Linked DNA regions of Homo sapiens: all the other regions are linked to region 2. Evidence: read pairs that join two places in POLR2A ChIA-PET (ENCODE). Cell type or tissue: MCF 10A. All regions are shown on one strand.

The links. Peaks named below come from ENCODE experiments on the same cell type or tissue, not always from the same donor. Only the 100,000 strongest peaks of a DNase experiment are listed, where the experiment ranks them.
Region 1: POLR2A ChIA-PET joins it to region 2 with 15 read pairs; 3 of 35 experiments call an interaction of 5 or more read pairs at or near these places.
Region 3: POLR2A ChIA-PET joins it to region 2 with 11 read pairs; 2 of 35 experiments call an interaction of 5 or more read pairs at or near these places.

Annotation. Positions count from the first base shown.
Region 1 is chr9:108,437,278-108,445,277 of GRCh38, forward strand. It overlaps LOC105376214 (a long non-coding RNA gene), which reads right to left and starts at 7,500. Exons shown (of 6, transcript XR_007061722.1): 1 at 7,176-7,500. In MCF 10A, no CTCF peak of the experiment used is centred here; a DNase peak (open chromatin) is centred at 7,524.
Region 2 is chr9:108,547,140-108,555,139 of GRCh38, forward strand. No RefSeq gene overlaps it. Among named protein-coding and RNA genes, the nearest start is that of ACTL7B, 300 kb to the right of the region's middle. RefSeq lists an enhancer at 4,110-4,611. In MCF 10A, no CTCF peak of the experiment used is centred here; DNase peaks (open chromatin) are centred at 2,272, 3,232, 4,432 and 5,712.
Region 3 is chr9:108,053,929-108,061,928 of GRCh38, forward strand. All of the region lies in intron 4 of LOC105376214 (a long non-coding RNA gene), which reads right to left. Among named protein-coding and RNA genes, the nearest start is that of KLF4, 570 kb to the left of the region's middle. In MCF 10A, no CTCF peak of the experiment used is centred here; DNase peaks (open chromatin) are centred at 2,353, 3,023 and 3,633.

The sequences.
Region 1 (8,000 bases), 110 kb before region 2:
TTTAATGAAAGATTTTTTAATTATTTGAAAAGAGGGCTACAAAATAAAAAAAAAAAAAACTTTCAGATTATTCTACTCATTAAAATAGCCATGCCTCTTTTAAGGTAGCCAGTAAAACTTGTCTATAACTAAGGTCTACTTATAATTTCAGAGATAAATTTAGTCTTTTGTGGCAAAGCAGTTGACAAGGAAAATAGGTCTGGGTAAAATACTTTTTTGTTTTTCAAAATAGTACAACCTAGTTTAGAAGCAACATAAGTTACCAAAGTGAAGCCACAAACTGGAATTTTTTTAAAGGTGGTATGGGGAGTGGGGACAATCAGTGGTTTCAATAGATTGATTTTTAGTGTTGGAGAATACATTTTTCTATGGTTTTACAGGTCAGATATTCCTACAAATAGGGATGTAAAAAAGGCAACCATGAACACTAAAGAAATAAAATAAATTGTTATAATACTCTGGAGAAACACAGTTTCCCTATAGGCAGTTATGCCAGGAGAATGTCTTCTAACTTTCTTTAGAGTGTTTCCAATGAATTCATAGATTTTTCCCAAGTTGGAAGGAGCCATCTGTTCCACCCGCAGACACACATGCCACTTTCTTCTTTCATGTCAACCCTCAGACAATAGATGCCTGAAAGTCCAAATCCAATTTATTCTATAAAAAGGAACAGTTTTTATTCCCCTCATTTGATATGAAGGCAGTGCTTTGAAATCTCTTCCAGAGGGGAGGCAGAGGCTAGGGGTGGGCTGCTCCAGGCTTTGGAGGATGTAACAATCTCATGCAGGGGATCAACACTAAGGAAAACCCACAGGGGCCCTGGAAGCAGAAAGACTAGAAGATGGCAATATTAGGGTGGGGACAGGAAACAGCAATCTGATCATGAACCCTGTGCTAGGAAGATGGCAGGGAACAGGATGGAACTCCATTTTGGAAGATTCTTACAACGATGATCACTGAAAGAAGAAATTGATAGAACTTGGGCATGGCTTCACAGTGAGTTCTGGAATCTAGACCTACAATTTCTTAAACATTGTCTATCCTTCCTCTTCTTGTCCCAGAGGTTGAATCAAGGTTGAAACTACAAGGGGAACTCAAGAAGCTCCCCAACTATAGTCCAGGAATGATTGCAGGGATAGGAAACCAGGCATATCATTGGACTGCAACAGAATCATGAAGCACCAAAAGGCGCCGTCTCCCTAAGTTGGCCTGACAAGGACATCGGCTGTGTGCTCAGCTGCAGAGAGCTGAAGAGAGTTTGCTGGGGTAGTAGACATACCCCAAGAGCATGGATACAGTCCCGTTGATACAACAGATGTCTCTCACTGCACACACGCTAGAGGCTAGGAATGGTTCCAAGCCCTTCCCCTGTACTAATTCACTCCATCTTCGCCCTATGAATATGAAGTACTACTATTATTCCCATTTTTCAGATGAGAAAACTGAGGCACAGAGAGAATGAGTAACTTGCCTTATAGCTACTCACTAGATCACAAAGCTAAAAAGTGACAAAGCCAGGGTGGGAATCCATTTTGGTAGACAGAATAATGGGCTCCCAAAGATACCTATGACTGAGTCCCCAGAATCTATGAATATGTTATCTTTTATGGCAAGAGTAACTTTGCTGATGTGACTAAATTATGGATCCTGAGATGGGAAGAGTACCTTGGATTATTTAGGTGGATCCAATGTAATCACAAGGGTCCTTATAAGAGAAACAAGAAAGTCAGAGTCAGTAATATGAGAAGTGATGTCAGAAGCAAGAAGTTGAGTGATAGAAGCAAGGGTACCTGAGTCAAGGAATGAATGCAGATGGTCTCTAGAAGCCGAAAAGGCAAGAGAGATTGATTCTGCCATGAAGCCAATAGAAGGAATGCAGCCCTGACAACATCATGATTTGAAACTTCTCACCTCCAGAGCCGTGAGAGAATAATTGTGTGTTGTGTTGTTTTGAGCCACTAAGTTTGTGATAATTTGTTACAGGAGCCACAGGAAATTAATAGACGCAAGCAGCCTAACCCCAGAGCCTTTATTCCTAATTATTCAATTATATTATCTTTCCAGTGTTAGATGTTAATATTTCTAGAAAATACTCCATAAAAGGAGTTTCACATTGGTTTCAAGGTCTCTCTTGTTTAGCCCCATAGTGGCTGGTGTATGTAGGAATTTATTACTATATTACATTGCTTGTGATGTACACAGATCTGATATTCATCTCATACACGCTAGTGAGACAGTAGCCATTGTTAAAATGTTGAACCTTTTTTTCAGTTGATAAATTGTCCCATAGATCCTTTCTGCTATTCTGGACACCTTGGTCCCTTCCTTGGGACCCCCCAGAACTTCCCATAGTCAAGCTCCTAAAGGGTTAAAGCTGTACAGGGAAAGGGTCCTCCCCAACTCAGCCCCAACTCCAAAGCCTGAGTCCACGCTAATGGTCAGTGGCCACGCCAAAGCAGATATTTAATATTTTGAACAAAACCCTAGGATACATACATGCTGACTGATAATTCAGGATGCCCTAGAATTTTTACTTATGACTAGAGTTTAACAATATTTTTATTATCAATGAAAGGAAATAAGCCTTTTTAGCAAAATAACTTTCTACAGAGCGCAACAGTTAAACTCTCAGAAGCCCAGATCTTGGCCTCTAAACTCCCCACTTGAATCATGATGTCCTCAACTGAAAAGCGGCCACTCCCAACAAGCCATATCAGTGAATTCCTCAAAGGTTTGACTTCATTATGTGTCTCTTTTTCAAGTGAAACTATGTGGGCATCACACCCCTTATTTTGTCTTCTTAACTAGGACAAGAGAACTTTAAAATCAGATAAGTACACTGTGTATAAAGTATTATGAAATGTCATTAACAACTTTTTCCTCTGACATCTCTGGCTTCATTGAAAAGGAATTTCACGTCCACTCATGCCTCATATTCTTAGTCTCCCTGAATAATATAACTGGGTGAATCACTGTTTTCCTCAGAAGATGCATGCCGGGCTATAGCCTGAAACTCTGTTCAACTGATGATAATCCTAAGCTGTGAAAAGAATCCTTTCAGGAAAAACTATTAAGGGATTATGTCACTATCCCTTACTCTCTGAAATATGTTATGGTGTGCTGGTAAATAGGATGGAGTACCAGGCTTTGGAGTTATACCAACTTCAGACCATCCCTTGCTTCCCTACTACCAACAGTGTGACCTTCACAAGTTAGCTGACTTCTAAAATCTGTTACTAGAAAATGAAGTAATCATTTTCTTCTTGCACTTTGGTCAAGAGAACTAAATGAAATAATGTATTAACATGCCTACCATAACACAAGTGACCTACAGGCTATCAATCCGTTAGTTCACTTCCCAGGGTGTTCATGTGAGACATAAGTGAGAGGCCTAGGTGCTAGCCCAGTACTTTCCAAATTGCTAAATGATGTTTTTAAACGATAAAGTATCAAACCCATCTCTCCTTGATAACTAAGCTTGCTTTGCTTTATAGTACCAAGCAAAAGGAGGAAAACCCATGCATAGGACAAAGGACTTGTAAAAATGTTTTTTGAACCCAAACTAAGTGCAAGCATGTTTTGCTTGTAAGAAGAGGAGAACTATGCAATGGAGAACTCCAGGCAGAGATCAAGTCAAGTATAATTAAAATCTCCCAAAAGCTGCATACAGTGGTCATCCTGAAGGTGGAGACCACCATCCTTCTTTGCCTACTAATCAACCTTCTGCTTTTCCATCAACGATTTTTTCTATTTTCCATAAATTCTAGAAAAGGAATTCAGAGGCCCAAAGTTGCCACTTTTGCCACTTCCAAGTAAGACTTTTAGAAGGGTGATCATAGCTCTGGGATTCTGTTTCTTTCTTTCTCCAGGCACACTACAGGGATAAGATGAAAGAACAGCCGCTTTGCAAAAAGATGGGGAACTGGAACAAGCCATGACCCCCAAAATAGACATGAAGATACAGAGACTGTATTTTTCTACCCAATAGCCCAAAGGAGAAACTCTTCAATTAATAACACTTTTGATACAAAGCCAGACTGCCCAAGATGACTGCCTAAAAATACACAAAAATCTAGGAAAAACAAGCTCTCCATCCTGGAGGGAATGTCAATGGAAAATAGTTGCTAGGCTTTTCCAGTTACCAGTAATAAAAGAAAAATAGGCTCCCCATTATGAATCCAGTGCTGGAGGGCTCGTCAGCTGGTTCTGAGCCAGCTTTGGTATTTTCTGAGTGCGTTACAAATTACAGGAACAAAATGTGGACTTTTCACTCTAACCATGTTTTCTAAGGCCAGACAATTTATTATTAGGTTTACTTCCTAATGGTCTATAGTTGGAAAAGATGTCTCCACGTATGGATAATATTTATAAGCTTTTAAAGCACACATATTCTTATTATGAACAGCAATTACACAATGTGCACAGATTTTAAATGAAAGAATTAAGAGAAATTCAAACAGAAATTAATAGGACATGAATCCCTTCATTATTAAGCATTATAATATGCATAAATATTTGTTGATCTATGTGATTTTTAAAAAATAAGGACTGAGCAGGAAGTATTAATCTCAAAATGCAACCTACATACATATTCTGCATTTCACTTCCTCATAGAGATGTCTTCAAGGGATCTCTATGCCTCCAGTTATTATTAGGGTAACTACAACAAACATCTGTTAAGAAGGCTTCTGCCCATTTAGTTAGTTGTGTACTGCTTTTCTCTGCTAGCAGATTGTGAAGTCTCTTGAAAGTAGGGTCTTATCTTACTCATCTTTGTCCTAATCCTTAATACAGTGTCCAACTTATAGGAGATTTTTTAAAATGTTTGTTGAAGGAATTCCTCTTGTGTGAGCTGCAGGTGAAGGCATTTTCCACTGTGTTTCTCATGGAGTCATATAAATATCCATAGAGTTAATTTCCCTTAATGTTATGAGGGAAAAAAGTCTTCTGGAGTGTTCTCTTTCTATATGTAATAACAGCAATACAGCACATTGTGTTTCTCTTTTCTACTGGGATCTCAGGATGCTCAAGGACAAGTTTTAAGCTCAACTGCAGTCTTTCTCATTGCCTAGAATTTCTGATACGAAAACTTCCCACCTTACTTTCTCTTTTTTCTGGCTCTTTATCTTTTATCCTTGTTTTATGTTAACGTTATTTTAAGCTGCCTCAAATCCTTGATAGAAGAAAATAGGAACTGAGTAAAAAATAATAAATGAATAAAGAACTAAGATAAGAAGTTAGCAAAAATTTCTTCCCAATGACTTCTTATATATGCTGCAGAAATATCCTCAAAATGCTATTACGTTATATCCATGAATATTTCATAAGTTTCAATAGAAATAAGCAGAGCAAACACAGGGTGATATCGAGGAAAAGACTACTGGACTGGAAAACCAGCAGTACAGGTTAAAGTTCAGTCCCTGTCCTTCACTAAGTGTGTGACCTTGAACAAGACACCTACATTTGTGAACTTCAGTCTCATCTCATAAATGGACTTCATTTATTCTTTCACCAGACATTTACTGAGTCCTTACTTACAACAGGGATAGTGGTAGGTGCTACAGATGTCAAGTAAATAAAACAAGCGCCATGCAATCAAGTTAGTGCACAGTCTAGTAAGAGAGACAGAAAAGCGAACAGATTACAGCAAAATGTGATCACAGCCACACATAAGGTATTGGAGCAACACAGAAGGGAGATGTCTACATCAGCCTGGAGACTTCCACAGGATTTGAAAGGAGGCAGTGGTTGTGTTGATTTTTAAAGTTGACTGGGAATTAACTAGATGAAAAATGGGGCAGGGGAGGGGAAAGAGGGCATTCCAGGACTCAAGAAACGCACGTGTGAAACCACAGAGACAAAGAACACCATGACAAGTTGGGGGAACTAAAAATTGTTGGAAGATAATAAAATACGTGTCCTGTCTACCTCCCAGGGTGATTTTAAGGATCAGTTGAGGGGATGTATACATTGAAAGTGCTTTGTAAACTGTAAAGCAACATACACGTATTCAAATGTTAAAGATTATTATAAGACACTTGTTTTTTCCCCCTGCAAATTAGAAACATTTGCTGAAGTAAACACTGTTGATGCATTAGCTGTCAGGATAGTGTATTATATTTGGAAAACATTTGCCAATGCCTGTTCAGTTTTTGAATTTCCAGTCACATGTGTTTTTTGTTTCAGCAAATGCATCAAGTAATAATGGATTTATTGTTAATTGTGCAACGTTGGAGCTTCAAGGTTTAAGTAATCTCCATTTCGTGTTGACTTTATTCCATGTTGACTGTAGAAGTTTGCAGTCTTTATTGATTAATGAAAAGTGATAACTGAGCACTATTACCACCTTGTATTCATCAAACTTTTATCAGAAGAAATTCAGGATTCTGCACGTAGACAAGTGTGCCAATAAAAGCATATTCCCTCCGAGAAAAAGGAGGGAAAGAGGTGTGGTTATCTCCACTTAAAACAGCTTTCCAAAGAGCTCCAATGGAGCTCAGATTCAAATACAAACTTCCCCATTTAACACTTCAAAAATGAAATACTTCCTTCCGAGGAGCATTCTCCCCTGGTTAGAAAAACCAACAAAAAGCATTTGGGATAGAAAAATTGGGACGGATAACTCATGTTCAAAATTCTTGACATTCATACACTATCAGTCACTGGAAGGTTTGAATCACTATGTTTAAAAAGTGCTTTCACTTTTTCCCTCCTGCCTGTAGGAGGAAGATATGAGACAGAGAAGGATAATAGGATTTTTTTTTCATGTTGCAAACAACTTGTCTGGGCTCTAACTTTTCATATTAAACCCTCAGAAAGAACTGTTGTGTCCTGCCCCTGCTCCTCCTTGCAAAAGAGAAACGCTTCTAGTCTTGGAAGATCTGTATTTGCCATGAATTTTATTTTGAGTCATGACTAAGCCACTTATTAGCAATATTGGTGATCAAGGTCTCCTACAGCACATGGATGAACTAAGTAATATGTACATTTATGTCCTTTTGTGTAAAGGAAAACTTATCAAAGCTGGACAGGACCTGAAAAGTTATTCTGTATGGCACTACATTTTATGGATGAGAAAATTTAAGAGAAACGTAAGCTAATTTGTTTAAAGCCAGGCAGTGAATACATGGCACAGTTGGGATTAGGAGCCTCCAGGGTGGTTCTCCCACACCTACCTCGCTGTGGATAGAGGCTGACATCCAGGGAAAAGGCTTGGGAATTGCAGTTGCATGGGGTGAGCGGCCTCAGGCAAGCAGTCCACCTGGTGCCACTCAATCTCACCACTCACCGGGGCTGTCAAGTCCCTTCTTCCAAAAACTAGTGTCCAGAGGACTGGTCCACAATGCCCCTGAAGCAGGTGGCCCCTGCTAGGTGAATTGAGTGCTGTTACAGCTTTGGCAGGGTTCCCAGGCAAGCAACAGCCCCTGCTGTGCCTTGACAAGAGAGGTGGCTGAACCTCCGGACAAAATGACTTGCTTTAGAGACAAGCAGGGAAAATATGATTTGTTGTAGAATTCCTGTTAGTCCAGTCAGCTCCCATCCTCTTGAGAAACCGGATTTGTAGGCACATGCACTGGCCAATGAGTCAGCCCTTAAAAAGTCATTCATAATTTATGTATAAACAAGAATAGCTTTTGTTTCAGGGAATTTGGGAGGTTTTTGTAGCCTGCTTTCTTCCAGTACCATTTTTGAAGAACTGTTCCTGTCTCAAGGCTATTCCTATAGGCCTATAAATACTTTGATGTTCAGACATCTGGAACTTATATTTGGTGTTGACTAATGAGCATTATTATTTTATTATGTATTTATATATGATCTGAAAGAAATCTGAGGTTATATGCCACATAACTCTGTATACACACTGAACAATGACAAATTCTTTTTACCCATTACACTTATGATTTATTACTTGGGCAGAAGAGGTTCTGAGTCATGCAATTGACATATAATTGTGTTTTGGAAGATAGTAATGGGATAGAGAGAATGTAAAATTGCCCTTC
Region 2 (8,000 bases):
TTTTTAATCTTCACATCCCACTTCTGCCTCTTATGTGGAAAGCCCAAAGTGGAAAGATCAATGAGGAAAATGAGTACTGTATGGACTATCATCAGCATTCATCCACCCTGAGTTCAAGAGGCATCCCCCTGTGGAGAGCTCAGTAAGAACTCAGTCAAACCTAGACTGTCCATGAAGCACCACGGGTTAATAAATAAAGAACAGAGGAATAAGAGATTAAGACACTAAAGGAATATAAGATAAAGTTAGAGAAACCCAAGTAGCTGCCCAGGACACTAGCTGTATTAGGATGCCAAATAGGTCCCCCAAATCTCAAGGACTTAATACTACAAAAATTTCTTTCTTGATCATAACACATATCTCATGCAGGTCAGGAGAGGGCTCCATCTGGTTATGCAAGGACCCAGCCTAGCAGGGGGAAGAGCCATGATGTTGTGACACCACCATCCTAACACATGGCTTCAATGCTCACCATGACAAAGGAAGAGAAAGAAGAGGAAACTCACCCTCACTTCTAAATATCTTGGCCCAAAATGACAAACATCACTTCCACCCACAGCCCATTGGATGGACCTACTCAAGAAGCAGGACCTACTTCTTGAACTGCAAGAAGACTGGCATGTGAGGCCCTTCTAGATGCTCCAAAGGAGAGAATATGAGAATATGCATAACTGAAGTCTCTACCACAAATTTTGAAACATCATGGGAATCAGTAATAAGGTCGGTAGTAAACTCAGATTTCCATGTATAGAACTGGTAAAACAGAGAGCACCCTCAAGTGGAAATTTTACAATCGCGACTCACTGGGATCACCCTGTTAATAATGAGGTTAGTTTCATTATGGACATTGCTCAGTACAATCGTGGCCTACCCACCTATCCAAAGACCAGTCAACTGATTTTCCCTGGAAGCTAGCAGAAAATCTGAAACCAAATCATACCTAGGGTCATGCTGTTTATTGGCAATGGGTGATTTTGTGTACTACTTAAAATTTAATTCCATTAACAGGCTTCCCAAGAAGTTGTCTGGATCAGAAAATCAAACCAAAAAAGCTTAAGAGAGTGAAAAACAGAAAAGTGAGACATTTTTGGTAAAAGGTAAACCAGGAATAGCAAATTTTAAAGCTCTTCTGAATGAGATTGTGCAACTATATTATTGGAAGTTACCTTCATCCTTCTGAGTTTTAGTGACTTATGCTATCCATATATAGTGATGGAAAAACTAGGACCTAGATGGCTATTTCAAATACACTGAAATATTATATTAGAGGCAATGCATATAATGAATTCCTTGTTTTATTATTTTTTAATGATTATTACTGATACAGGGTCTATCACCCAGACTGGAGTGCAGTGGCACAATCTTGGCTCACGGCAACCTCTGTCTCCTGGGCTTATGAGATCCTCCCACCTCAGCCTCTTGAGTAGCTGAGACTACAGACATGCATCCCTGCACCCTGGCAAATTCTGTGTTTACAATGTTAACATAGAGTGAAATAAATTCAGTATAATAGAGAATCGGCTTCTCTCCTCCTTCACTAAAATAAATATTGAGCAAATATCTTTAAAACATTGATAAGAACAGATGCCAAATTAGCCATCTGAGGCATCCCACATCTCACCCCAGGCCTGGGCACAATATAGGTCTAATGGAGCCAGAGGCAACTCTATCTTTCTGTAGGCACAAGGGAGGCATCTTGATGCAGACAAAGACATTGGATTTGCATCCAACAGCATATAAGTACTGGCGAGGCAAGTTACTCGCCAACTTGGACAACCTATTTAAACTAGCAAATGGCAATAAGAATGCTTATCTTATCAGATTATTTATTTGGTGAAATAAATAAGCTATCAAATATATATCTCCCAGCATGAACCTGCCTGGTAGATAATAGAGCTTTAGTATCTAGACCTAAATCGATTGACTGTTGTTGCAGGCAGGAGACTTGAACTTCAGCCAAGCAAGATCAACATGAAGTGGGACAATTCAACAAACTATGCCTCAGCTTTCCTTTCCGCAAAGTAGAGATGACAACAATTGCTTCCACCTTCACAAGAGAGCTATGAAGATGACCAAGATAAAGCAGGAAAGACCTCTGAACTCTCAGGAAAAAAGACACTAGAGAAATCCACACTATTATTACCTTTGCTGAGTAATAATAGGGGATTTTCCCAACCAGGAAACAGCTCTCTACTCTTGAGAATGCTCACTGTCCATATCATGCAAATGCTACAGTGCTGACCTATTTGCCAATGTCAAGTAAAATCTTGGCAGGGCTGTTAGTTAACCAAGTTCATTATCCTTAAAGACAAAGTATCAGGTGAACAGGAAAATCCCGAGAGGGCCTCCCTCCTGCATTCTGAGTGTAGGAGTGACTGAACAGGTTTGGTGCTGAGTCGTCAGCAACAAAAGAGAACTAAACAAAACTTTACGCATCCAGTTTAGTTTGCATGCTTTTCGGACATCCCTGGGGTTTCCCATTTCCTGTTCCCAGTGTCCAGTGGAAGAGCCCTTTTCTCCTAGGGACCACAGATCCAGCACCACTTTTCTTAATGACTTATATTTGCCAACTGGCCGACAAGCAATCCAGGAGCTGCCCTTGTAGAGCCAAGCATGAGATTTCACTCAAAAAAACACAACAAAAACAAAAAAAAAAACAAAAAAAAAAACCCACATGCAGCATTTGTTACTTCTACAATGGGAAAGAAACATTCACGAAAACTTAATTTTGAGCTGAATTAGAGCCCACTTTGGCAAAGGGGGGAAAAATGTGTTTTCACGTTTGCTCCAAATGGTAGCAAACCTCTGCACAGGCCCACAGCCTAGAAGAGGCAGCTCATAAAATCTTCTTTGAAACTTTTTAGTAAAACAAAACTCATTTCTATAGGACCAATCCCTCCTGAAAACACCATGGCAGATCCTTGCTGGCCTTCTGAACAGTGAGCACACCCCTGGGAATAACACAAGTCCCTGTCCTTAAAGAAGCGGATGTCTCTGAGCACTGTCTCATTAATCTTCATGACCAAGCTACAACGAAGTCAAAAACAGTCATTATTTTTTCCCATTCTGCAAATTTTATGGGCTCCAACACTTGCCTGAGGTAACAGGACACATTTGCGGCAGAGTCAGGCCTCCAGGACTGGCCAGCCTCCTGGGAAATTACTGCTTTTCAGCAAGTTCTTGTGTCATCATACGGCCACTCATTTGTTCACATGCTGGACAAGCATTCACTGGATGCTGACTCTGTGCCAGCCACTGAGCTTCATGCCAGGATGGACAACTGATTAATAGGAAAGGCCCTGCCCCAGATAAATTTACAATTTAGGAGGCAGAGGCTGGCAAGTCAATAGATAATTACAAGAAGATCTGAGAACCACAGGCAATATAACTGAGTGGTGAGGAGCACGCTAGGTGTAAAGCAGACCTGGGTTCAAATTCCAGCTCAGCCTTACATTTGCATTTTTTTCATAGTACTTATCTCCTTCTAACATTCTACATATTTTACCTCTTTATTGTTTATACACATATACATGCATGCACGCACGCACGTGCACACACACACACACACACACACAAGAATAAAAATTATATGAGGACAGACATCTTTGTCTGTTCAGGGATGTATCTCCAGGGTCTAAAACAGTACCTGGCATGTAGCAGGAGTTGAATAAATATCCGTTGGATGAGTAAATTCACTATGTGTCCCTAGGAAATGTACTCATCCTCTTTGAGCTTCAGTTTGCTTGTCCATACTAAAGGGGACGCCAAGGTGATGGGATTAGATAACATATAAATGCCCGGCAAAGAGCCCAGCAAAGATTATCATAAGCAAAATAAATGGCTATTCATGTTCAATATTGATAATACAGTGGGCTTCAGTGCTAAGAGGGTCTTAATGAGCATCAGTAGTCTCTGCTTGGGAGTGTCAGGGAAGCTTGCCATGTTGAGTGCTGAAGGATGAGTAGTACAATGTTGCTAGAAGAAAAGAAGAAAGAAAAAGGACACAAAGCAGCAAGGAAGGCAAGACAAAGGCTGCGAAGCCTTCATGCTGCTCTCAAGCCCTACTGTCTAAAACACCATATCCCATTTTTGCTCACAGCCATCCATCCCTGTGCCCTTGACAACTCCTATACTTGAGGGGTACTATCTCCAGGATCAGTTTCAGGACCCAGCATAGAGCAAACGTCCCCTAATTCCTCCTACACAGAGGCAGATTAGTCTTCAAAGATATTGCAGCGTTGGCCTTTCCTTGGGGCCCTTGCCACGGGCTGGATTCTGTGTGCTCAGTATAAATCCACAGAGATGAGGCTGGCCATGTAGTGACTGCAAGAAGTAAAAGAAGCTTTCCGCTCGATGACACATCTCTGATTCAGTCTGCCCTGACAAAGCTGGAGATTAAGTTTCCTTGCCTAAAGCTGCAAGGAGAAACATGACACCCTTTGCTGGCTACAAGTGGAACACGCTTTATTAACCCAGCCTTAATTATATTCCATTTTGAGATTCAATAGTTTCGATTGCAACACTGCATGAAACCAGGGTGACTTGCACCCCATGGGACTCTGTCCATAAATGAAAACGGAAAAGTGCCTTGAAGGCAGTGACCCGCTTATGCCAGCCAGTCAGAGACGCAGCCTAGAGCCTGTGCCTGGCTCCGGGGGAGCCCCAGAGGTGGCCAAATCAGGGCAGGGCTGGGTCCATAGTCAACTGGGTAATGGGAAGGTGGCTTCTATTTATGAAAGAAATGATGGCTCTCTCTGAAAAGTCTGAAGCGAATGTGGCAGGAGTTGCATATAGCCTAACATGCATGCAGCTCTCACCTCACAAATGAAATTCTTTTTCATCTGATCATCACATTCTCTCTTTTCCTCTCCCAGTTTTGAGGAAAAAAAAAAGCAGATTACCTTTCTTTTTTGTATACAGATTACAGTCTACCCTATCTGAGGCAAGCGAGCTAACCTTGTATTCTTTTTTTGAGGTCAAATTTTCTGCAAATATTTTACATGCCTTCCTACGCTTTTCAAATAAGGTAACTGAGGCAGTTGATTGGTCCGAGGGCTGAGTGTCTCCATTATAATACTAATAGCTACCTATTATTGAGCATTTACTATATGCCAAGGAATATGTGAAGGGTTCTATGTGAATTATCTCATTAAAGCTTCGCAACAGCTTTAAGGGCCAACATGTGCATTTCATTTTTCTCATTCCCACAGTGAGAAAAAGGCAGAAGAGAGACTCCCACCCAAATCTACATGAAGCCCAAGTTTGCACCCTTCTTGCTACACTCTGCCTCCACTGCACTGCAGGATCGAGAGGACAGGGAGGATGCCTGAGTCATACTACGTCCCCCAGCACCTGGGAGAAGTCCTGATGAATGGCAGACCTCAGTAATGTTTGGTTAGTTAATTAATTAATTAGGTAATTTTAAAGAACCTTAGACTGGGAACAAAAGGGTTAGTTGGAAGCCAGCTCTGACAGTAATAAGCCACATGGATTTGAGCCAGGTACTTCCCCTATGGGCCTTGGCCTTCCCATTTGAACAGTGAAGCAGCTGGACTAGATGACCTCTGATGGTACCTGATTCAGGGTCTTGCCCCAAGTTCACCCAGCCAGGCAACGTCAAAAGTCTGCCTCCTCATCTCCCACCCCACATCCAAGTCCACGTTCACAAAAACAGGCCCTTAGCCTGACAACATGTTGGCCCAAGCCCCAGTGAGTCATATGTCAAGCTAAGCAGGTACGTAGGCGTGTCTATGAGTTACTGCTAAAAACGCAAGGCTGTTGACTGTCTACTAAAGGGAAGAACAGTTAGCACAACCAGAAACCAGCGTTCTCTTCAAGCCCAGGAATGGAAAGGAAGAGCCTTTCTAAATATAAGGGACCCTCATCTCAATCAGGGAGACATGCAAATGTTTAAAAAAGAGCCTTCTTGGACACAGGTGAGGTGTTTAAAATTAAACCCTTATCACTTAGTCACTGTTACCAGAACAATTTGGTTGTTTTGCCACATTCAGTACATTGCTTTTAGCACCTACCTGGTACTAAGTACTAAACAAGGCAAAAAGAATATAAAGAGAAAAACAAACAAACAATTCTTACCTCAAGAGCACACAATCTTGTGAGAGACAACTATAAGCCAAGTTGGACTTTTAGGAGTGAAAAAAAGGAAGTGCTAATTCTAACAGGGAAATGGGAAAGGAGGAAGAGAGGGTGGAGGTTGGGGCTGCTTTCTCAGTGGACACATTTGATTGAAACCTTGATGAAGAAATAGGCTTTGACAGGTGGAAGTAAAAGAAGACTATTTACCCCCAGGCAAATGATTAGCAAGTGTTAGTTGTCTCAGCATGATGTGTACACACGTGCACACACATGGGTATCCATATTCAGAATGTCCCTTTGCACGCACCTGCACCCATTCATTGAGGTTTCTGTCAGCCAGCCCCAGGAGTGCTCACTAACCATTAGGACAACTGGTCACATTCCCCAGAATGGCCAGATGGAAACACATGTCTCTGTTAAGTACAATTTAAACCATATGCTTCTGGTTTATTTCTGCCTAGTTCATCAAAATTATCTTTCACATTTTAGTTTGGATAGCCAGGAGCCTTCCAAGATCTTTTTTTTTTTTAATTTTACCGTGTAGGAAGTCACTTTTATCGAAGTGAAACACACTGAATTCTCAAAAGATTCCAGGATGCTCTTAGCAGAGGATGTGTTTGGATTCACACACAACGTCTAAAAAGGGAGAGATTCTTCCAAAGTGGGTTTATTAGTTCTGCATTTTCCTCTATTTAATACTTCCCATAAAATTTAATGTGAATATATAGTTTATAAGGTAATTCAGGGCCCCAGGGCAGGGGCCGGCAACTAAAGCCTGAGGGCCAAACCTGACCTGCCATCTATTTATGCATGACCCATGTGTTAAGACTTGCTTTTACATTTTTACTTTAAAACAAAATTTGTTTTAAAAGATGAGATCTTGCTATGTTGCCCAGGCTGGTCTCAAACTCCTGAGCACAAGTCATCCTCCCGCCTCAGCCTCAGGCACATGCCACCACACCTGGCTAATTTATACATTTTAAATGATTGGGAAAATTTAAAGAATAGTCATATATTTTGTAACATGTGGAAATTACATGAAATTCATATTTGTGTTCATAAAGTTTTATTAGAATACAGCCATTCTCATTCATTTACATATTATCTGTGGCCACTTTCACACCACGGTGACAGGGTTGAATAGTGGTAACAGATACCATACGACCTGCAAAGCCTAAAATATTTACTATCTCACCTTTTGCAGAAAATGTTTGCCAACATCTGCTCTAATGTAATAGAATGCTCTTGCTGAACTAGATGCTAAGATTTTTTTTAATGAGTCCTAAAGCTGAAAAATGAAATCATATGAAAGTTGCTGGTAGTTTTTATCTTCTAGGAACTAAAGGGTTGAATTTACCTTTAGGTCACACTGTCCCAAAAGTTTTTGAAAAATAAATCTAATGGGCCTTTTAATTAACCCGATGTAAAGCATTATACCCTGCCATTATATTTGAGGTAAAATAAAGTCCCCATTAATCTGAATGTAGATGTTTATACTAAAAAGTAGAGAATTCTCTTTGGTATATAAGTTAGATATTTGTTTAAGCATAGCTATGTGTTTGCAGACTTTGTAGCTTCTTTGAAGAAAACATTTCTTTTCCATATATGGTTTCGCTCTTGCCTGTGATTGTATACTACTGCTTATTCTTGGGAAAAGGGGTGTGTGTGTGTGTGTATGTTTTACAGAATTTTTTCACAGGAGATTGGTAGTAAAGACCTAAAAAATCTGGAAGATTCTATATTTAAGCTGTGGTTAAGATGAGCTTGGCTATGTTTAAGTCATCTTGAAATAGACTATGATGTTATGCACGATGAATAATAACCAGTGCTTTGTGAAATAATGGTGAAATAGTGCACTCTGATGTGATGGTCTTTGGGGGATCAAGAGCTCATGGGCAGAGCTT
Region 3 (8,000 bases), 490 kb before region 2:
AAATCACTCCGAGCAGTTAGAGGCCGATTCTCAGAGGCCCGTGGCAGCGTTCCATGGTGTTACACAACGTTCCAAGAAGCAATTATTAGCTTTGTTTTAGTTGTGATTAATACAGTTAACGACTCGTAGAGGTGGAAAGACAATGGAAATGAGGAAGACGAGCACACAGAAAGGGGTCCCTGCTCCAGCCCAGCACTCTCTGACAAATAAGGGGAGTTCATCCCATCTTCAGGGTGTCTAGGAGGTCTTCACCCATTTCGAAAATTCAGTTTTGGAACTATTTGATAAGGAGAAACACAATTTTTTTTTTTAAACAGCCCAAAGCCCTTGCTGTTGAATAGCAAAAGGAAATCTGCTTTATTAAGGGGCTCTTCGCTTCCTGTGGGCAAAGCTTTGCCATGGGGCTCGACATCATTAAGGTCATGTCTGCACAAAGACCAGGAGAGAGAGAGTGATCAGCTGGAATGTTTAGGTCCAAAATATTGGAAGAGCTCAGCCTGATTCTCATGGGGGACTTAAATAGCTCAAGTAGAAAAAAAAAATCAGTAGATTTAAATCAGTGCAAAACTCTGTGTGAGCATTTACTATGTGCCTGACACTTTTCTAGGGATGTATTTTGTTCCAGCAGGCAAGACAAAGATTCCCTTTTCTCATGAAGGTCACATTCTAGAAGGAGATACAGACACAAAATAAAAGCCACAATGATACATCATAGGTTAACATGGACTGTGCTATGGAAAAGAAGAAAGCTAAGCATGGGAAGGAGTGTTAGGAGTGCCAAGGGCTACCTGGGGAGGCAGGAAACACAACAAAATGGGTGGAGATGTTGGGCTTCATCAAGATTGGGAGATCCAAGCAAGGCATGGAGGAGGTGATGAGGTCAGCCTAGAGGTTTCTAGGGGGCATCCAGGAAGAGTGAGGGACAGTATGCCTCAAAGGGGCAAGTCAGGAATGTGCTGTGTGTCAAAACAGCAACAAGAAATCCAGCGTGGCTAAGGTGAAATGAGTACTGAGGCAAGAGGATGGAGGCTCAGAGAAACACAGGGTTGAAGGGAGGGCCTGAAAAGTCTTAGAGCCATTGTGAAGATATTGCCAGAGTAAAATATTGCAAACACAATGTCTCAATACTCTAGGAGACTTGAATAGCTTAGACAGAAAAATAAGAAATATTTACATATATACAGAAAAAAATCATGTCATTGTTATCTTCAAGAAGCTCACAGTCAACTGGGAAAGATAGATAAGTAAACATAGAATAATAATCTTACATGTGATAAGTAGATACTACAAAAGACAAACGCTTTGACTTGGGAGCAAAGGGGATGATTTGTGATCCTGTGTGGGGGAACCAGGGAAGATTTCCTAGAGGAGAGGACACCTGAGCCTATTAAGTTGAAAACAGTAAATTTGTTAGGCATTTTACCCTACACATTTGCCCACAAAGACACGTACACTCCAAGGATGTATGTGATTTGTCCCAGTTACCCTGCACCTAAAGTACCAGTCCGGTTTTACCTCCTACTAGAGCAATTGCCTTCCTGTGTGCAGACCCAGTTTGAGCTGTGTTTGGGGTTGTTTTCCTCCAGCTTTCGGCTGAGGTCATGAAATGAAAAGGCTTGGCCGCAACGGAGCTTCTTAGAAAACTCCGAGCTTGCCTTCTCCTGATGTTACTGGCTTCCCTCTGTAGGAGTGTTTCCCAACTGGGGACTCTCCTTCAATGAAAATCTAGACCGTGAACACTGTAAAGATGGCCCTGTGCAAATGAATTTCCCATGCTGGTAAATCTTACAGCAGAGCAAGGAAGACCTATAATCAAACAGAAAATATATGGGTAATTTAATTAGAGATTCACTGGAAACTTAAGGTGTTCAAGGTAAACAACCAGAACATTGAAATGTATTCTTCCTGGTAGACTAGAAAGTTTGCAAAGTTTGGTTTCAGGCAGCCCTGGGTACATATGCAGGTTCAATCACTTGCTAGCTATCTGATCATGGCCCTGTTTTCCTTCTCTGTTGCGTGAGATCATAATACTTGTCTTTCTGAGCTCCCAGGGCTATTCTGAGGATCATGAAAGTATGTGGTAAGCTGTAAAACACTATACCTGTGTTGAATGTTTTCCTTTTCAAAGTGACTTTAAAAAAAAAAACTTCATTGGTTTATTTAGTCAATATGACACACTTCTGCAATCTTTTGAATCCATGGAATTTTCATATTAGAAATTACAGCCCTCATGTTACAAATGAGCAAACAGGCCCAGAGAGGGAATATGATTTACTTAAGATTGCACAGCAAATTAGAGGTAAAGCTGGACCTGGGTTCCCTGACTCATCTTTCCGTGTTCTTTCAAATAAATTACAGTATATAATAGAAGATCATGTGAAGGAAGATTCTTCCTGCTTCTGACTCAGAGAGACAGGAAGTATCATTTCCTTCTGGGTTCTTCCACTGGAAGCACATTGCATTTCCTTCTATAGCAAACACTTTCACTAGTTTTAAAGGCATTCTTTTTTGATAAAAAAACCTCTTAATCCAGCACTTATGTAAAACTGCTTTCTTTAATTCTTCCAGTAACCCAGTAGGTTATTAGTAATCCCATTTTGCAGATGAGGAAACGGAGTCTCTGAAAGCTGAAATGACTGACCCAAGGTCACATCTAGGAGGCAGCAAAGGTGGAGCCCACCTTCGAAGGCATTGTGCCACTATGTCTTTCCACCACACCGAAACCGTATATGCTACTTTCTCTTTTACCCTCTGGCAGAATTTAGATGTCTGCATTAGAAAGGAGCTAATTAAAGAAAGCAGCTGAAACAGTGAAATCCATCTTTATGAATCAACCTAATAAGTAGAATTAAAATCGCAAATTAGACTTAGAGGATAACCTGATTTTTAAATTTTGTTACAAGATTGCAAAAAAAAAAAAAAAAAGATAATGTTTTCCATTTACACAATGACTTTTATCCAAAGCAGTTTCACAGATGTGATAGAGATGAATCATAGGTAGGATTTATGAGTGAGTCTAACATTTAGCAATGTGAGATGCCCTAGTAGAGACAGTGTCTGTGTAATAACAGGAGCACTGAAATCAGAACTGCTTTTATCAGAGATGCTTGGCAGATTAGATTCATTATTATTGTAAATATAAGAAAGTATAAAAAAATGAATAAAACTCGCCCAAGCCTAGATAGCTAGAAGCAATTATTCATGTTATTGTTGTATGTTTCTTCCTTCTCCCTGAACACTGCCTTTTAAAAACTTTGGCTGGGATTAGACTGTATGTGAATTTGCACTTGATGTTATTAGTATTACTTACTATGATATATAACATGCTTCAGAAAGATAATATTTAATGGATGAATCACATTCCATTACTGAAAATAAAAAATATATATTAAAGAAACACCCCCAAATGGGAGAAAAACAATGACAAAAACCAAATGCAGAAAAAAAAATAGTGAGGTGAGTTGCAGGCTTTAAAGCAAAAGATAAAGTCTTTACGAGAGAAGACAGAATAGACTCTTGTTTCAATGATACTCTGGCCTCCCTAGTTCTTGTTAACATTCCTGAGGCAACATTTTGGTTGACTCTTTCAAACTGGCTGTGTGTGCTTGTGCAGGGATTGGCCAGCCTTTTCTGTAAAGTGCCAGAGAGTGAATCATTTCGGTTTGAGGCAATACAGGCTGTGTAGCAACTACCCAACTTTGCCATTGTAGCCTGAAAGCGGCTATAGACAGTATATCAACCAGTGAGTATGGCTGTGTTCCTACAAAACTTTATTGACAAAAACAGACAGTGGATGGAATTTGGCTCTCCCAGGGGTATTCGTATATCAGTCTTTGCCTGGGCCTGGCTCTATGCTAAACTGTGTATAGATACAGAAAAGAAGGAAGTGTTTTGTCTCTGCCCTCAAGTAACTGGGAGAGATGAGAGAAGGCATCATTGCAATGTAGCATATGAAAAGCAATAAATAAGATGCACACCAAGTGCTGTGAGATCAAAGAGAAGGAAGCAAGCCGATCTCCTCTGGGCAATAAGGAAGTCCTCACAAATGAAGGGATCTAGCCTGAGTTGCAGAAACTGAGTAGGCATTTATCTACATGCGCCTGTTCAGTTGACTGTGTATTGGATTTCTTCTCCTATAAGGTTTGGGGGTGCCTCCATGAAAATTCCCAAGTCCTGGGCTTCGCCCAGACCAGTAAAATTTCCTAAGAAACTGGTGGGCACTTTCCAGAGCAAACTTTACTAAACCATTGCCCTGGATGATTTTTTATCCTTGTTTGATCAAGGTATGAAAACAGCAAAGCCGGTGCGTCTTTGAAGTCCTTCTGTGTTGTGTTTATTTGGTGTGTGTATACATGTTATACAAGGTACTAAGGATGAAATCACAGGGTGTTGTTACAAATTCCACCCCCAGCTATGGGGCAACTGCATTGTGGCATCCAGTCAATGCCATAATGAGTGCCTACTGTGTGCAAAAGGTGGTTTTCTGTCCAAAATAATGATCGATCCTCCGTTTCCAACACCACCCCACCAGCAGCAGCAGGACAATTGTCAAAGGGACAAAGGGTCCCGAAATGTTTGCTTCAGAGGGAGCAAAGAGAATGAGGAAGTGGAAAGAAGAGGTATTTGTTTTGGGGTGTGTTAACTGTTTCTCTTTTAGCAGGAATTTAGCTGAGGTGAGGGTTAATGATTCCATTTCTATTCTTGTTAAGAGTAACCAAGCTCTCCAGAGATTCTTGAAACAACTGTGCTATCTAAATACACAGTATTTTTCACATACTTTCACGTTAATCCCCCAGCTCTGTCTAAATCAGCTGCTAAGAAAAACTTAAAACAATTCCAACAGATTTCCTTTAGAGAGTGGTAAGGGAAAGAATTGAAGTTGGGAAAATGTGGCAGAATGCTAGAAATTTATCTACTTAGGTGTTGGATCCAGAAAATTAAAAAAAATTAAATATCATTAAAAGGTGATTAAAATTTAAAAATTAATGTTTAAGTCTTCTGCTTTGAAAATTATGAATTAGGGAGCATAATTTTTAAGTAAATAAATACTAGATACATAAGGAGAAGTTAAGAGAAAGACATTGAGAAGTACAGCAGATAACGATAAGGAGAAGAGCTAAGGCACGGGGGCAAAGAGAGCAGGATTGGAATCTATAAAAAATAAAAATACAAGTTAGAGTATTAGGGGAAGAGGTAAAGTTTAAGGAGAAAAAAATCAAAAATCAACTCTCGGTAAAAAGAGAAGAGTCAGGCTGGGCGCAGTAGCTCACACCTATAATCCCAGCACTCTGGGAGGCCGAGGCAGGTGGATCGCCTGAGGTCAGGAGTTCAAGACCAGCCTGGTCAACATGGTGAAACCCGATCTCTACTAAAAATACAAAAAGTTAGCTGGGCGTGGTGGCTCATGCCTGTGGTCCCAGCTACTTAGGTGGCTGACACATGAGAATCACTTGAACCTGGGAGGTGGGGGTTTCAGTGAGCCAACATCGTCCACTACACTCCAACCTGGCTGACAGAGTGAGACTCTGCCTCAAATAAAAAAAAAAAAAAAAAAGAATCAGAAGGGAGAGAAAAGGAAGAAGAGTCAGTTATTAAAAAGTTCAGAAGACATTACCATCTGGAATCTTCATGAGCAGGATGAAGACCTACTATTTTCAGCTCTTCAAGTTCTCATTCTTAAAGCTTCAGAGACTGATGTAAATGGGAACTGCCACTGCAGCCCCATGGGGAGTGTTTATTCTAGGTGGCTATGGCAATACCCAGAACAACCAGTTCAGAGGCTGAATGCAACCAAACCTAGGACCAGCTGTCCCCTGTTGACTGGAGATGGACCTCGTACTGGGGATTATTGATAATCAGCTCAACGTTCTGCATGTGTCTCCCATGAACAAGATTCTGAAGCCTGGGATTTACGTTGGACTAAAAGGTGGGCATTTTAAAGCATTTTACGGCAAAGAGAAGAGTCTCCCTTTGTGTCAAGAAAAAAGCCACACCAAAGAGCTAAGGAAAACGCATCTGAATTAACACATATATATTGAGCAGCTACAGTGTGCAAATCACTGCACTTATCCCTTCATACACACGTCATCTCATCTACTCTTCTAAACAATCCTGTGAAATAGTTATTATTGTCTTCATCTTCTTGGTGATGAGACTAAAGCTTGTTAACTTATATGTGACTTGTCCAAGGATCTATACCTATTAAGTAGTGGGAATGGGTTGGTCCCCAACACCAAAATCCAAGCACATTCCATCACTTCAGCCCCTCTAATTGTATAGCCCTACTACTAATCCAGTAGGAGAGAGGCTTTGGCTCTAGGGCCCACTGAACAAGAGGTTATCGGGGGAAACTTGGCAACATCTAGAGACATTTTTGTTTGTCACCTGACTGGGGTGTGCTACTGACGTCTAGTGGATAGAGGCCAGGAATGCTACTAAACATCAATGCATAGAAAAGTCCCCACAACAAAGAACTATCTGGCCCCAAAGGTCAGTCATCCTGAGGTTGAGAAGCTCTGCATAAGACGGAAGTCCCTGGCCAGAGCTGCTCTCCTAAAAGATCCATCTGTTACAGGGCTACTCAGATATAGCCAGAATACACAAACTTTAATACTTTAAGTGCCTTGGAGGCTCTCGGGGGGCGGGGTGGCGGGGGTGGGAAAGTCAGCTTTTCTGTTAGGTTTGTTGCCTAAATACAAGGCTTTTGGCCTTGCAACCTTCAATCCATTTTTTTTTTTAGTGCAGTGTATTAGGAAGAAATAGAAAATGCTGACAAAAATCATGGGGAAACTTTTCTTTGCCACTTCTTTAGGCTTCTTCGTCTTCTGCCTAAAACCCTGCAGCAGCGACTTGATTGTTCTCCTGTTGCCATCCTTGCTTCCCTTAAATCTACTTGCCGCCATCATCTTCCCAAAATACAGGTAAAGTCATGCCACTGCTAAACTCTGTAGGACTCCTATTGCCTCAGAATCAAGATTGTTTATTCTTCCTAGCCTGGCACTCAGAGCACCTATGATCCTGACGCAGTCTGACTCTCTCAAATTTAATTTCTAACATCTCTCCTTTCTTAACATTTCTTATAATCCAACCAAGCTGTAACACTTGCCTTTATGGGTTGGTGGTGGACAGGGTCCTAACCTGTGTTTTCCTGTCTCTGTCATGTTGCTAAAGCAATTCCTTTTTCTTGGAATGCCTTTTCATTGGTTCCTTCATGGCCAAATCCTCTCTCAAGCTACAGCTCAAATGCCACCTCCACATTAAATTGTTTTCTGATTTCCCAAATTATAAATAGATGTTTTTGTCTCTGAAATCCCATAGCCCTTTCTCTGTGCCTCCAAATTTGAATGCATGTGCGTGTATGTAACTTATATATAAAACATATAGTATGTGATACACATAGAATATTATATAATGTATCATATATTCTATTAAATTAAAATTATATAATTAAGTTATATAAAATTAAATATATATTAGTAAATATATATAAATTAAATACATTAACTTATCTATGAAATTAAATTACATAATTAAAAGGTTTTGGTATTGATGTAAGAATATCTATATAACTCAATGATAAAGAAGAGGGAACCCAGGCATGGGTTCAGTTGTATAATTTAGTATGAATTTAGTATATAGTAAAAGGGGCATTCAAATCAGCAATTGTCTATTCATTAACTATCTACAGAACTTTATATTATTTAAAAATAAATTCAGATGAATTAAAACCCCAAATATGAAAAAAGCTCATTATAGTGATATTGTAAAAATATGTATTCATGGGGTAGGTACGCCTGAAATTATACACATAGAAAAAAGTTAAAAGGAAAAAACATAGCTATAACAATTTAAATTTTAAAAATTCTGATTGGACAAAGTTAACCTAAGTAAAGCTTAAAGGTAAGAGATGTACTGGGGGCAAATATTTGTTACATAGACTGCAGAGGATTGGTATGAATAATAGGTAAAGAGCTTAAACAGTTCAATACCTTTAAAAAATG